Linked DNA regions of Homo sapiens: region 2 is linked to region 1. A link is an interaction called in ENCODE POLR2A ChIA-PET data of the cell type or tissue named here. Cell type or tissue: Panc1. All regions are shown on one strand. Links, peaks and the distances in the headings refer to the core of each region. The heading gives the core; the rest is flanking DNA. Region 1 overlaps CRYBG3 (crystallin beta-gamma domain containing 3). Region 2 overlaps GABRR3 (gamma-aminobutyric acid type A receptor subunit rho3).

Region 1 (9,524 bases), core at 3,281-7,280:
CCCAGTGAGATATCTGAAACAGCGCTCTTTAAATTCAGGCAGCAGGCAAAGGTCTCCCTATTACCACTACTATTCGGTATTCTGAAGTTCTATCTAATAAAAAAAAATCTAAAAAATAAAATAAGATTAAAACAAAAAAGGAGAAAACAAAACTGGCAAGAGCATCTATGGTGTAAATGATAAATTATTAGGGCTAAAGCACATTTTTAAAAGTTGCAGAGTATAAGATAAATAGCAATTAAACCATAGAAATTAAGGGTACTTATAAATAAATCTAACACAAGGGAATAAGTTTTTTTCCTAGGAATTTTATAAAAACTCTTGAAGGAAGTAAACATTGAGAGATACAATCTTTTATAGGTAAAAGGACTCAATATTGTAAAGATATGGTCTTCCCCAAATTAATATTGTTTCAGGCAAAACACAGTGTTCTCTCCTTTTAGGGGGTAGAGGTGGGGAGTAAAACATGGCAAGCTTATCCTATGATTAATTTGGAAAAGCTATTGGGTCAAAAATCGCCAAGATAATTTTTAAGAACAACATGTAGGGTCACTTATCCTACCAAGTATATATTGCTTTATACAGCAGTAATAATTAGTGGGAATCAGTACAAGGAGAGACAAATGGGACAGAGGAATAGGGTAGCATGGAAACTGACCTATATAGTAATGGAATTTGGAAGATAACAGCATTCCAATGGAGCTATGATGAACTGTTAAATAAATGGTGTTGAGACAATTGACCCATTCCATGGAAAAAGATAGTTAGAATCCTACTTTACTCCAAACACAAAAATAAGTTCCAGATGGATTAATAACAAGCTAAATGTGAAAAGCAAACTTTACAACTTAGAAGAAAATATAGGAATCTACCCTGATGATACTGCAGTAGGATGGATTTCTTCAAACAGAAAAAGCACAAATGAATAAGAAAAAGGTGAAAGGCAAATGTATTAGTGTCCTATTGCTGATGTAACAAATTACTGTAAACTTAGTAGCTTAAGATGACAGATATTTACAGTCTTGCAGTTCCACAAGTCAGAAGTCTGAAATTGGTCTTACTGTGGTAAAATTAAGGTGTTGGCAGTCATTTCATCTGGGAAGCTCTAGGGGAGAACCCATTTCCTTACCTTTTCTAGCTTCTAGAGGCCACCAGCATTCCTTAACTCATGACCTTCTTTCATCTTCAAAGTGCATCACTCTAGTCTCTGCTCTTTATCTGCTGTCTCTTAACCCTCCTACCTTCCTCTTACAGGGACCCTGGTGGCCACTTTGGGCTTACCTGAGTAATCTAGATGATTGTGCCTATCTCAAGGTCCTTAATTACTAATATCTGTAAAGTACCTCTTGACCATGTTAGGTAACATATTCAACATATTCACCATATTCACAGGTTCTAAGAATTAGGATGTGAACATTTGTGGGGTAGGGAGAGGAGGCAGGCATTAATTATTCAGACTGCCACAGCAAGCCACAGAATATATTTGCAGTCCATATAACCTACAAAGGTTTAGTGTACCGAATATAAGAAGAGCTCTTAGCTGGGTGTGGTGGCTCACATCTGTAATTCCAGTGCTTTGGGAGGCTGACCTGGGAGGACTGCTTGAGTTCAGAAGAGCCTGGACATGGCTGGTCCCTGTCTCTACAAATAAATAAATAAATAAAATAATTAGAAGAGCTCTTTCAAACCAATTCAGAAAAATCCACTTCAAAAACCAACAGAGGATATAAATAGGCAGTTTATAGAAGAGGGAAAAATGGCTCAGGACATCCAAAGGATGTTAACCCTCACTACTGATCAAGGAAATACAAATTAAAACAATTATAAATAACATTAGCTTACTCTAGCTACAGGCATTTTAAAATCTGAAAATACTAAGGTTTGGCTTAGTTGCAGGGAAGTAAGATTATTCATATATAGCTAGTGGAAGAAGTGTTAATTACAATGGTGGGGGGAATAAGAATGTCTGTTGCAGCTATGATGGATGAAACAAATAACCACACATTCCTATAAGGGAATGAAATATAGTAGTTACAATGAATTGGACAGCTACACGTATGAAGAGTCAAATTTCAAACACAGTAGGCAAGGAAAGCAGGCTACTAAAGATGTTACAATAGAATACATTTTCTGTAAATTTTAAAAACAAAAGATGCATAACCATTAATAGAAACAGAAAAACATGAGCTGAAAAGATTTACAACTTGAGCATAGTGGTCACCTCTGGGGGTGGTGGGAGTTTAAATTCATCTGTATTTGCTATGTTTTATTTATTTTAAAATGTGATACAAATATAGTAAAATTAAAATGTAATACTTCTGGGTTTTAGGTATATGGTCATCTATGTTATTCTTTTTAAAATGTATCATAATTTTTTTTTAAATAAGGAGAAAACAAAGATCAGTAAGAAAGGTAAATCCATGTTGAAACTGACTTTCTAAACCAAATGAGAGAGGCTCTATGAGAAGGATTATAGTTTACTGGTGAAGAGTTTGGTTTGAATGTCTTAGAGACCTTCTTGGTTCAAGTCCTGACTCTACCATTAATAACTGTTAGCTGAGTGACCCTGGGCGTGTTTCTGACCACTCATTCTATGAGGCCAGCATCATTCTAATACCAAAACCTGACAGAAACACATGGAGAAACAAAACTTCAGGCCCATATGCCTGATGAACAAAGATGCAAAAATCCTCAACAAAGTACTGGCAAACTGAATCCAGCAGGACATCAAAAAGTTAATCCACCACAATCAAGTAGGCTTTATTCCTGGGATGTAAAGTTGGTTCAATATATACAAATCAATAAATGTGATTTATTACATAAACAGAACTAAAAACAGAATCCTCATAATTATCTCAATAGATGCAGAAAAGGCTTTCAATAAAATTCAGTATCCCTTAATGATAAAAACCCTTAACAAACTAGGCATTGAAGGAACATATCACAAAATAATAAAGAGACTTATATGACAAGCCCATTGCCAGCATCATACTGAATGAGTAAAAGCTGGAAGCATTCCCTTGAAAACTGGAACAGGAGAAGGATGCCCACTCTTACCTCTGCTGTTCAGTATAGCACTGGAAGACCTAGCCAGAACAAGCCCACAAGAGAAAGAAGTAAAAGGCATCCAAATAGAAAAAAAGGGAGTCAAGCTATCTCTCTTTACAAATGATATGATTCTATACTTAGAGAACCCCATAGTCTCTGCCCAGAGGGTCCTAGATTTGATAATTAACTTCAGTAATATTTCAGGATACAAAATCAGTGTAGAAAAATCAGTAGCATTTCTATACACCGGTAACGTCCAAGCTGAGAGCCAAATCAAGAATGCAATTCCATTCACAATAGACACAAAGAATAAAATATCTAGATATACAGCTCACCAGGGAGGTGAAAGATCTCTACAATGAAAATTACAGAACACTGCTGAAAGAACTCAGAGACAACACAAACAAAGGGAAACACTCCATGCTCATGGATAGGAAAAATCAATGTCATTAAAATGGCCATACTGCCCGAAGCTATTTACAGATTCAATACTGTTCCTACCGAAGTACCAACATTTTTTCACAGAATTAGAAAAAAGCTATTCTAAAATTCACATGGGAACCAAAAAAGAGCCCAAATAGCCAAGGCAATCCTAAGCAAAAAGAACAAAGCTGGAGGCATCATGCCACCCGATTTCAAACTATATTACAAGGCTACAGTAACCAAAACAGCATGATACTGGTACAAAAAACAGACACAGAGGCCAATGGAAAAGGTTAGAGAACTCAGAAATAAAGCCTCACACCTACAAAAATTTGATCTTTGACAAAGTTGACAAGAATAAACAGTAGGGAAAGGACTCCCTATTCAGTAAATGGTGCTGGAATAATTGGCTAGCCATATGCATAATATTGAAACTGAACCCCTTGCTTTCACCATTTGCAAAAAATAACTCAAGATGGATTAAAGACTAAAATATAAAACCTAAAACTGTAAAAAACCCTAGAAGAAAATCTAGGAAATACCATTCTGGACGTGGGCCCTGGCAAAGATTTTATGAGGAAGCCCCCAAAAGGAATTACAACAAAAACAAAAATTGACAAATGGGACCTAACCTAAAGTGCTTCTGCACAGCAAAAGAAACTATCAACAGAGTAAACAGTCAGCAGAATGGGAGAAGATATTCACAAACTATGCATTCAACAAAGGTCTAATATCCAGAATCTAAAAGGAACAAATCAACAAGCAAAAAACAAACAACCCCATTAAAAAGGGAGCAAAGGACATGAACAGACACTTCTCAAAAGAAGATATGCATATGGCCAACAAGCATATGAAAAAATGCTCAACATCCCTAATCAGTAGAGAGATGCAAATCAAATACACAGTGAGATACCATCTCATACAAGTCCAAATGGCTGTTATTAAAAAGTCAACAAATAACAGATGCTAGTGAGATTGTGGAGAAAAGGGAATGTTTACACTGGTTGTAGGAATGTGCATTAGTTCATCCACTGTGGCAAGCAGTTTGGAGATTTCTCAAAGAATGTAGAACTACCATTTGACCTAGCAATTCCATTACTGGGTATATACTCAAAGGAATATAAATCATTCTATCATAAAGACACATGCACATGTATATTCAGGGCAGCACTATTCACAATAGCAAAGACATGGAATCAACCTAGGTACCCATCAACGTTGGACTGGATAAAGAAAATGTGGTACATAGCCACCATGGAATACTGTGCAGCCATAAAAAAAGCAGAATATCGAATATGTTCTTTGCAGCAACATGGATGCAGCTGGAGGCCATTATCTGAAGCTTATTAACACAAGAACAGAAAACCAAATATGTAATGTTTTCAATTATAAGTAGAAGATAAACATTAAATACACATGGGCACTATGAAGGGAACAATAAACACCAGGGCCTGCTTGAGCAGAGAGGGTGGGAGGAGAGTGAGGATTGAAATACCACCTATTGGGTACTATGCTTATTACCTGGCGATGAAATAATCTGTGCATGAAACCCCTGTGACATGCAATTTATCCATGTAACAACCCTGCATATATACCCCAGAACAGAAAATAAAAGTTGATAGGAAAAAAAATGAAAAAATACAGTTCTGCAATCCCTAAACTGAATGTATTTTGGGATTTAAAGTTTTTCAAATTTTAAACAGTAATATGATTCATGTATGGCCTAAAAGGAAACACACCCAGCAGGGTTCTGGACTGTACCCCTAATTAAACATATTTCTGTTCCTATAGTGAAATTTATGCACAGCTACACAAATTGGGTAGTATTATAAATAGACTTCAATTTATTCAGGTAGAGTTATGTTGACTAGGAAAAAAATTTTTGATTTTAAAGCTTTTTGGATTTCAGAACAATGAATAAGGTATTGCACATATATATCTATGGATGGATACAGATATAGGTATATAACTTAGAACAATAATTCCCAGCACATATTAAGTGCTATATATGTTAGTTTCTACTGTTATTATCACTTAAATTATTTAAATTATTATTTTAGTTGATGGGATGAGGAGGAACAATGAGTTTTCTTCTTTTGTATTGAAATTTTCATTTATACAATTTGGTCGAGTATTCTTTTTCTTTGACAACTACATCTTCCTTTTAGAAACTGTATCCTCTTTGCATGATTTAGACTTAATCCGGCAGGAATGTCCTGTTAACTGCTGACATCTAAGAAGAGCCTTTAGCCACAAATGGTTGGCCAGCTTCAAAGTTAACATGGACTAAGGCGAAGACATTTGTGGAGCTCAAACTGTAATCAAATATTTTTTTTTTTATGCTTGGAAAGTTCGGATTACTGTGTCATCTTCAGTTTTAAAGATTATTAATAGTTGATCTCTCTTCCTATTTTCATGTTAGGGAAATGTATCAGAAAAATATGATTTTAAAATATTAATAGTTCTTCAGTACCCTTTATTTCCAAAAGATTATTAACCACCCCCCATCATCCTGCCCAGGTTAGCACTGTGTTGACTTTCCTAATCTTCCTAACCTTTAAATACATTTATAATTCAAGTATACTTATAAATTAAATATTTAAATTAAAATAAAGTAGAAAAAAATCAAAGCTTCAAAAACAGTAGATGTTCTCAAATGTAAAATTTGATAGTTGGACCACATAATGATATCCTTTTGTTGTTTATGAGAGGTGGGATATTTTTCCACGCTGGTTTATTAGCTATGTCTCTTCTTTGGTTAATGCTATTGGCTTACCTTCTTTGCCCATTTGTCCAATAGGTTTCTTAGAGTACCCTTACTAATTTATATAAGCTGTTAAAATGTTTCAAATATTTTCTGTCATCTTGTACAATTTTTTTCTCAATATCCCTGCATCATTATTTTTAAAAACATAGATGTTTACACATTTTTTGTTCCCTCCATCAAGCTTTTTATCTTTTCTTGAGATACATTTCTAGAGGTAGAATTGCTAGAATGATGGGATTGAATTTAATGGCGTTTCAGTGACAATACCAGCGTTTTGAAAAATATCTTTGTAGGCATTCTGCAAAAGGAAGAGGAAAAATGTACACAGGTCAATTTTTCTTAGAATAATGCTTAGCATTTAAATTACTTTCTCATAATAGGCTTCTAGATTTTTTCCCCCTCTGGGATATAAAACAGTTAACATCATGTAACCAGTAAATGCCTTTGATGTAGATGTCTGTTGCTCTTACCCCAGCCAGCTCTTCTCTGGGGAGAGTGCTGCTGATTGTTGACTTGGAGCACTGGCCAGGCTCCTTGCCATCTGTTCTTCCTCACTAATCAGTAACTCAACAAGTAGATGTGTGTAAAAAGGTAAAGTGGAATACTTTCTAAAAATCTTGAGAGTGAAGATGTTGAAAAAAATCCACCAATATAGTCAGGGCTGTGGATTTTTATTGTCTGCTTACTTTCAGTTTATTTTATAAACTGTTGGGATGCTTCCAATTTATTTTGCAGATAGCAGAAGAGGTGCCTAACCTTGCCTGTGGCCACTCAATAACTCAGTGATTAGAGATGAGTTTTTATTCCTGGTGCAGTCAGTGGTGTCTACTGAGGGAAAATCAATGCTCCTAGGTAGCCTGTCCATCTTAGCTTATGGTCTCACTGCACACAGCAATTGTTACATTCTTTGCCAGTATCCTCTAACTCCTAAATCTGTACTGTCCAACACCATAGCACTAGCCACCTGTGGTTATTTAAATTAATTCCATCCCTTGATCACACAAGCCACATGTGGCTAGTGGCTGCCATATTGGAGAGTCCAGATACATAACATTTCTATCACTTCAGGAACTTCTGGAAGATGCTTTAAACTTTCCTTGATCAGCAGACAGTGTTGGCCACATAACGTAAAGAGAAATTTATTCACACATTTCCTGATTTTAAATGGACATTTCTGGGCATCCTTTTTATCTTTCCTTTTATTTCAGAGGTGGAGTTCATCCTTTCCAAAGTGATCTTTTTCCTCATGAACTGATGGGAAGCAATGGATTGTACCTCTCCCTCCTTCCCTGGAACATCCTTTTTGCCTTGCAGTATTCAGCTTCTCTCTATTCCACTAACGCCTTCCACAAAGCATGCTCATAGGCCACTACCCCGTTTCCCTCCTGCTCTTCACCAAATTTTTCTAATAGTCTGTATACCTTTATAGCCTGTACAGTTTCTCACCACTTACTCTTCAGCCCTTACAACCTAGATTTTAACTTCATTTCTGACATGGTGCTGAAACAGCATTCATAGGGTTACTAGCTGCCTTCTGATTATCAAACCCAAACAGCCATATCTCAGTCACCCTCTCCCTCGACATGGAAAGAATTTGATGCCATGGGGCAAGTCTTCCTTATAATTCTCTTCCTCCTTCACTTCTACAGTGTAAATGGGTTCTGTTTTGGCTGTCTTCTCCTGATTCATTTGTTCAGTCACTTCCACCTCCCATGTTTCATCATCGCCCACCTGTGTATGTCAGTGCAGTTCTAGTTTCCTTGCATTTCCATTTTCTTATCCATGGCTCTAGTTATTACCCAGATTCTGAGAATTCCCAAACCCAACATCTCTAAACCTGGTCTTTCCCTGGAACTCCAGATCAAAAGGTCCAGTATATGTTGGACATCACTGTTAAGATTATCCTGGCTCTATCTCAACATTAAGATATCTGGGCATGCTTTCCTCCTGATTTCTTTATATATAACCGATTATACCAGCATGTCCCAAGCCATGACTTTTCACATTTTTCCTCACTTACTGATTCCATTTGTTTGCCTTAACTAGCATGTCTGTTTTATCACTGTGATATTAATAGTCTTCCTGGCCATCCTTTACTCCTAACCTTCCCCCTAACCCCTGTTTTAGGTCTGGGTCTATTTTTCTCTGACCTCATATATTGCACCAGTACTGATGCCGTTACTTCCATTCTCTCTGTTCTTCACTTATACTGTTGTCAGACAGATTGCCTGAAGGCCATTAAAAAATACATATACACAATGCCAACGTGTAATAATTACCAACTTAAAATTAATAATACCAATTTAAAATAAATATTCCCATGGTTCAAAAGTCAAAATATACCAAAAGGCACTTAGTGAAAAACTTTGCTTCCACTTGTGCACTTGTGCCCTTTATCTTCTCTTACACAGTCTTCCCAACAGGCAGCCATGGTTACCAGTTTTTTTTATTTTTTAGAAAAATTTTAATGTGTGTACAAGCGCATACATATGTATGTGCACAGAAATTTTCCTTCTCTGCAAATGGTAGTGTATGAAATACGTTTTTCATACCATCCTTTGTGTTTATTTCTAAACAATATATCTTGGTGATCTTTCATAAAGAGCTCCCCATTCTTTTTTACAGCTGTATATGATTCTTCTGTGTATGAACCATAATTTATGTAACCAGTCCTCTCCTGATGGGCGTTTAAATCATTCCACACCCTTCACTGTTCCAAACACTGCTGCAAAGAAAAACTATTTCATAATTCATCCTTCTCTTATGCAAGTATAAGCAGGTCCCTTGTGAGGGTCACTGTGAGAGCTTGTTATTTTCTGCCTGTTCATTTATTGTTCTTTGACCCTCCACTGCCCCTGCTGCTAGTGCTTTGCTTCTTATCTACCGAGTTGCAGTTGCTTCAGCCCACTCATAGTCCTTAGTTCAGAAGCTTCAAGAACTTTCCACTGGGAATAGATCTGTCTCTGTCCTGTCAGTGTGGGAGGAGAAGCAAGCAGTGCAATGCACCATAACAAACTGTGGGAGCACTTGCCGCTGTTTCCTGTTGGGCTGATTTGCCGTTCCCCCAACATGTCCCATGTGTTTCTCTTGTCTTGCTTTGCACAGAATGTTTTCCCTCTGTTCACCATCTTCTTTCCAGATCCACTGCATCCTTTGAGACTGAGCTCACAAGCCACCACATCCATGAAGCTTGATTCCTGCTCCCTTCTGCTAAAAATAATCTAGCTTTCTACTGAGGACTCTGACACAGCATATCTTTTTCTGCACTGGATTACATTACAATATC
Region 2 (4,000 bases), core at 1-4,000, 98 kb after region 1:
AATAAGATTTTATAAATAACATGTATCCAATTTAAGGATTTTAGTTAGAAAATAAGTTGGTGTATAGGCAACATATATCCATTCTCTATTTATGGAACACATACTATTTACTACAGTGTGCATAGTAGGAAAATGAGTTTTTTTGGTCAATTTAAAATGGATAACTCATCAATTGTTCTCATTAAAGAGAAGGTGATTGTAAAAGCCTTCTTTTTTTGTTTTAAACTGATGGACTTTACTTGCATTTTGGTCTTGTTTTAAATTTTCACCTCCATTTTGACAGTGCAATGGGTTTTGAAATGAATTTTGAGAGGATAATACTCACCTCCAAATCCAGGTCTCATTGCGAAATCGTTGTCCTCTATATGGAGAAGTTGCTCATATTTCTGAGGCCGCGCTTTGGTACTGTCATCTTTCTTCATTCTAGTTTCTTGTTTGCTGTTCCCCCAAAGGGAAAAAAAAAACTTCTGAGATACATATGCTTCTGGATATTTTGATTTAGGTTAGCCATCTGTGCTCAACATAACATGTTCTGAAATACATACATAAAAGCTCATTTTCTCAGTTCATATTAAGCCAAAGAGCTGTCAACATTTGTTCTTTATTATATAAGTGTGGAGCAAATAAGGTAAACCAAATTTTGGAGCACATTAAGTGACAAACTCAGTTGGATTTAATGCACAAACTCATATTGTTTCTCAGAATACGGTTTTTAGACCTGGAAAATCCCAATTACCTGAGTGGAGGTGATCAAAACTCAGATTCATGGACTCCTGTCCCAGATCAACTAAATCAGTCCCCTAGGAAGCAGGGCCTAGTAATCTGCACCTGAACAAGCTACCTAGGTGATCCTTGGGGTCACTGGGGCTGAACAATCTCTGCACGAAGACAGCGAGAAAACGAAAGGACCGCAAGATTGTAAACAGATTAAGGCAGTGTTCTACAAAGACAAAATGAGCAGAAAATACAGGGTGCAGGCTGAGAGCGCACCGGGCAGAATTCCCATCCGGGGTTCTAGAGCCTGAGGGATGGCAATATTTATGCCTGAAGCCAGGTCAAATTGTGAAGTAGGTGATGTCTGTTTTTACCTACAGTTCTCTAGGACGAAGGAAAGCAGGCAGTGGCCTCTTGGCCCTAGGTGTCCTGACTGGGAATAAGGCCCTGTCTCTCCCTGTGTCGGTGAGCTTGAGCAGGTTGCTGGACCTCCCTGATTTGTTTTCTGCCCTGTGACACCTACTTCTCAGTGATACTGTGGGTGTGGAGGGGAAATGTCTGTTTTAGCATAGCTCCTTTGTGAGCAACTTGCAGCAGCCTTCAGCCGGAGACCTTGCTCAGCACCTCCTTCCAGAAAAAGGTGGCTGTCATCATCATCATCATCATCATCATCATCATCATCATCATCATCATCGTGGGCAGCAGGAGCAATAACGCAAGACCCTGAGGGCTCTACTAAGTGGATCCTAGTCATTCTGAATAGCTAATATGCTTTTGTATTAATACAAAATATTAATTCACATCGGAAACCAATGTGAATTTTAATATAAGACATGTAGGTGAACTTTCTTACACAATAAAGTGACTTCGATGGGGAGAATTTCAGAATCTGGAGCAGCTGCTAAAAGGAATACATCTTATGGGCACCTGAGATCACCCAGTGTGGTCTTTCAATAGGGAAGTTTCTGGCTGAAACCATCAGAGGTTTACAGATGTGTAGTTTATCATTGATAGAAATGCAGAAGTTGGGAAAAGAAATCTGTTTTTGGTAGAAGGCAATGAGTTTTATTTTAAACATGTTAAGCCATTATATCCTATGAATAATTGAACACATACAACTAGTTTTTCCAAGGAGCTAGAATTAACTAGAAAAGTTTTTTCAAGGAGCTAGAATGAACTATTTATTAAAAAAAAATAGCAGCTAGCTTTTATTAAATGTCTACTATGTTCAAGTCACCAAGCCAAAGTAAACATTATTTTCATTGGCATACATCCAAATTATGCTCTGTTTGGGCCCTATGCCTAGAGCTTCTGTTTCAATAGGTTTGGGGTATGACAATTTGCATGTATAACAATTTCTCAAGAGATCCACCGGCCTAGAAAATAGTAGACATTTAATAAATCTAACTACTTGTTACTATTTTAAGAAAAATGGAAATGTAACTATGAGTGAAAACTCATGAAAATTTGTAAACCTCTTTGGTAATAATCTTTTAATACAGCTAAATGGCATGTCACTAATGTGTGTGCTCAGAAGCATACCTCTCCATGAGATTGAAAAGGATAAATCTTAATTAAGAATCCCAAGAATGCTTAAGACAGAGCCCACTGTGAAATGCTCTCTTGGCAGCGTGCGAAAGCACCTGCACCTGTTCTAACTTGAGGGCTCTTCAGGTGCACAATGAGATGTTCCATATTTATCTACTTTTGCCTTTTTTTGTATTTTTTATACCTTCTATTTCCCAAAAAGGATCTGTTGCTTAAATACGCTTTTAAAGAATTTTGAAAATCTATATATTCCCCTCACATATATTTAAATAGACATTTACATTTCTTCATCATAAATTTTGAAATTACTCAAATATTGATGATTTCAGATAAAACATATTGTTCCTTTAAGTGTATCCAGTGAATCTAAATATACACATTATGCATTTAAAGATACCTGAACAAGCTTTTTAAAAATCAGAAATTTTATATCATTCTTTTTTTAAAAAAAACTACTATCTCCATTTTATTTACTTCATATAATTTTATCACTCCATCATGTACCTTTGTAAGAAAAATGTGTAAGCATAGAAATTAACTTTTTTATTTTCTATAATAATTATGAATGGAATAAAACAATTTGTTTAAATATTGATACTTATTAAAATTAAGAATAAAATTTTATTAAAATTGTATTTATTAATGAACTGATGATTCACTTTCTCCAATTATTCTATGTATCGGCAAATGGGTATTACTCATTGCTGGAATAAAACTCGGTTTTTGCATTAATTCTGTTCTTATTTTTTAATCTTTATAGATGGAAATATTGAGAAAGTTTGTTCATATATGTGGAAGTACATGGAATTTGAAGAAATTTTGTTTCAGTATTCTTTTAACAAAGCAACTTAATTACTTAAACTCCTTACTTACTTTTCAAAACTCACACTGTAGAATTTATCTTCAACAATCAGTTTAATTATTTATAACCTGACAAATTAATTAGGTTCTTCCTTCAATTTTGTTAAAAGCAAAAAATAGAGAATTGCCATTAAGAAAAGTACAGCATCATCCGCTATCTCAACAACAATATTTGTAATGATCTCTTTGTACCCAGGAACTTTTTACACGCTGGGGCAATACTCGTAGGATTCAGGAAGAGGGAGAGGGATGCCTGTATATTGCCAGGTGGGACAGAGCAATCATTAAAAGGAGGTAATAAAGGACACTGCAGGTGGTGAGTAGATCAGTTTTAAGAAAGAGGTCAGAGGGAAGTTAAAGATCCAAAAACTGTTTTAAAACTATTCATGTCTACATGCCCCTCAGATACCTTGCATCTACCCTTAGAGGTATAATACATTGTACCCCAGGAGGATAGACACCCTCGTTTGAAGGCCTCTGATGCATACATAGGAAGGTAAATAAAATGAAGGATGAAATAAAACCAAGGAGACAGAAGGAAATTTGCTTAATAAAGGATCACTATATCATGGAGCATCAGATTTATCTCAGAGTGTTCTAGTCTTATTCTATACACATACCACTTTAAATCCCTTTGTGTCTTCTCCCCTCTCCCCCATTCTAGAAAAAAAAAATGATTTCAGTTTAGCCGCTACTGAGAAGAAGCTTTTGGATTTCTTCTGTCTGAGGAGAGGATCTTCTAGGAGTCTGAGTCCTGATGGGATCAGGCAAAGAAATCTCAATTCGTGGGAGAGCCTCTCACTGGCATTCCTAATTTTTGTCCTTTCCCACAAAGTATTATGAAGATTGAGAAACAGTAGGCGTGAGTCTTGGTAAT

The links. ChIA-PET counts read pairs that join two places held together with the same protein. Peaks named below come from ENCODE experiments on the same cell type or tissue, not always from the same donor. Only the 100,000 strongest peaks of a DNase experiment are listed, where the experiment ranks them.
Region 2: POLR2A ChIA-PET joins it to region 1 with 5 read pairs; 2 of 35 experiments call an interaction of 5 or more read pairs at or near these places.

What each region holds. Positions count from the first base shown.
Region 1 is chr3:97,923,476-97,932,999 of GRCh38, forward strand. All of the region lies in intron 17 of CRYBG3 (crystallin beta-gamma domain containing 3), which reads left to right. Among named protein-coding and RNA genes, the nearest start is that of RIOX2, 44 kb to the right of the region's middle. In Panc1, for the core only: no CTCF peak of the experiment used is centred there; no DNase peak of the experiment used is centred there; H3K27ac peaks cover 1,516 bases.
Region 2 is chr3:98,025,242-98,029,241 of GRCh38, forward strand. GABRR3 (gamma-aminobutyric acid type A receptor subunit rho3) reads right to left here. Exons shown (of 10, transcript NM_001105580.3): 3 at 326-438. Among named protein-coding and RNA genes, the nearest start is that of GABRR3, 8.1 kb to the right of the region's middle. In Panc1, for the core only: no CTCF peak of the experiment used is centred there; no DNase peak of the experiment used is centred there; H3K4me3 peaks cover 622 bases.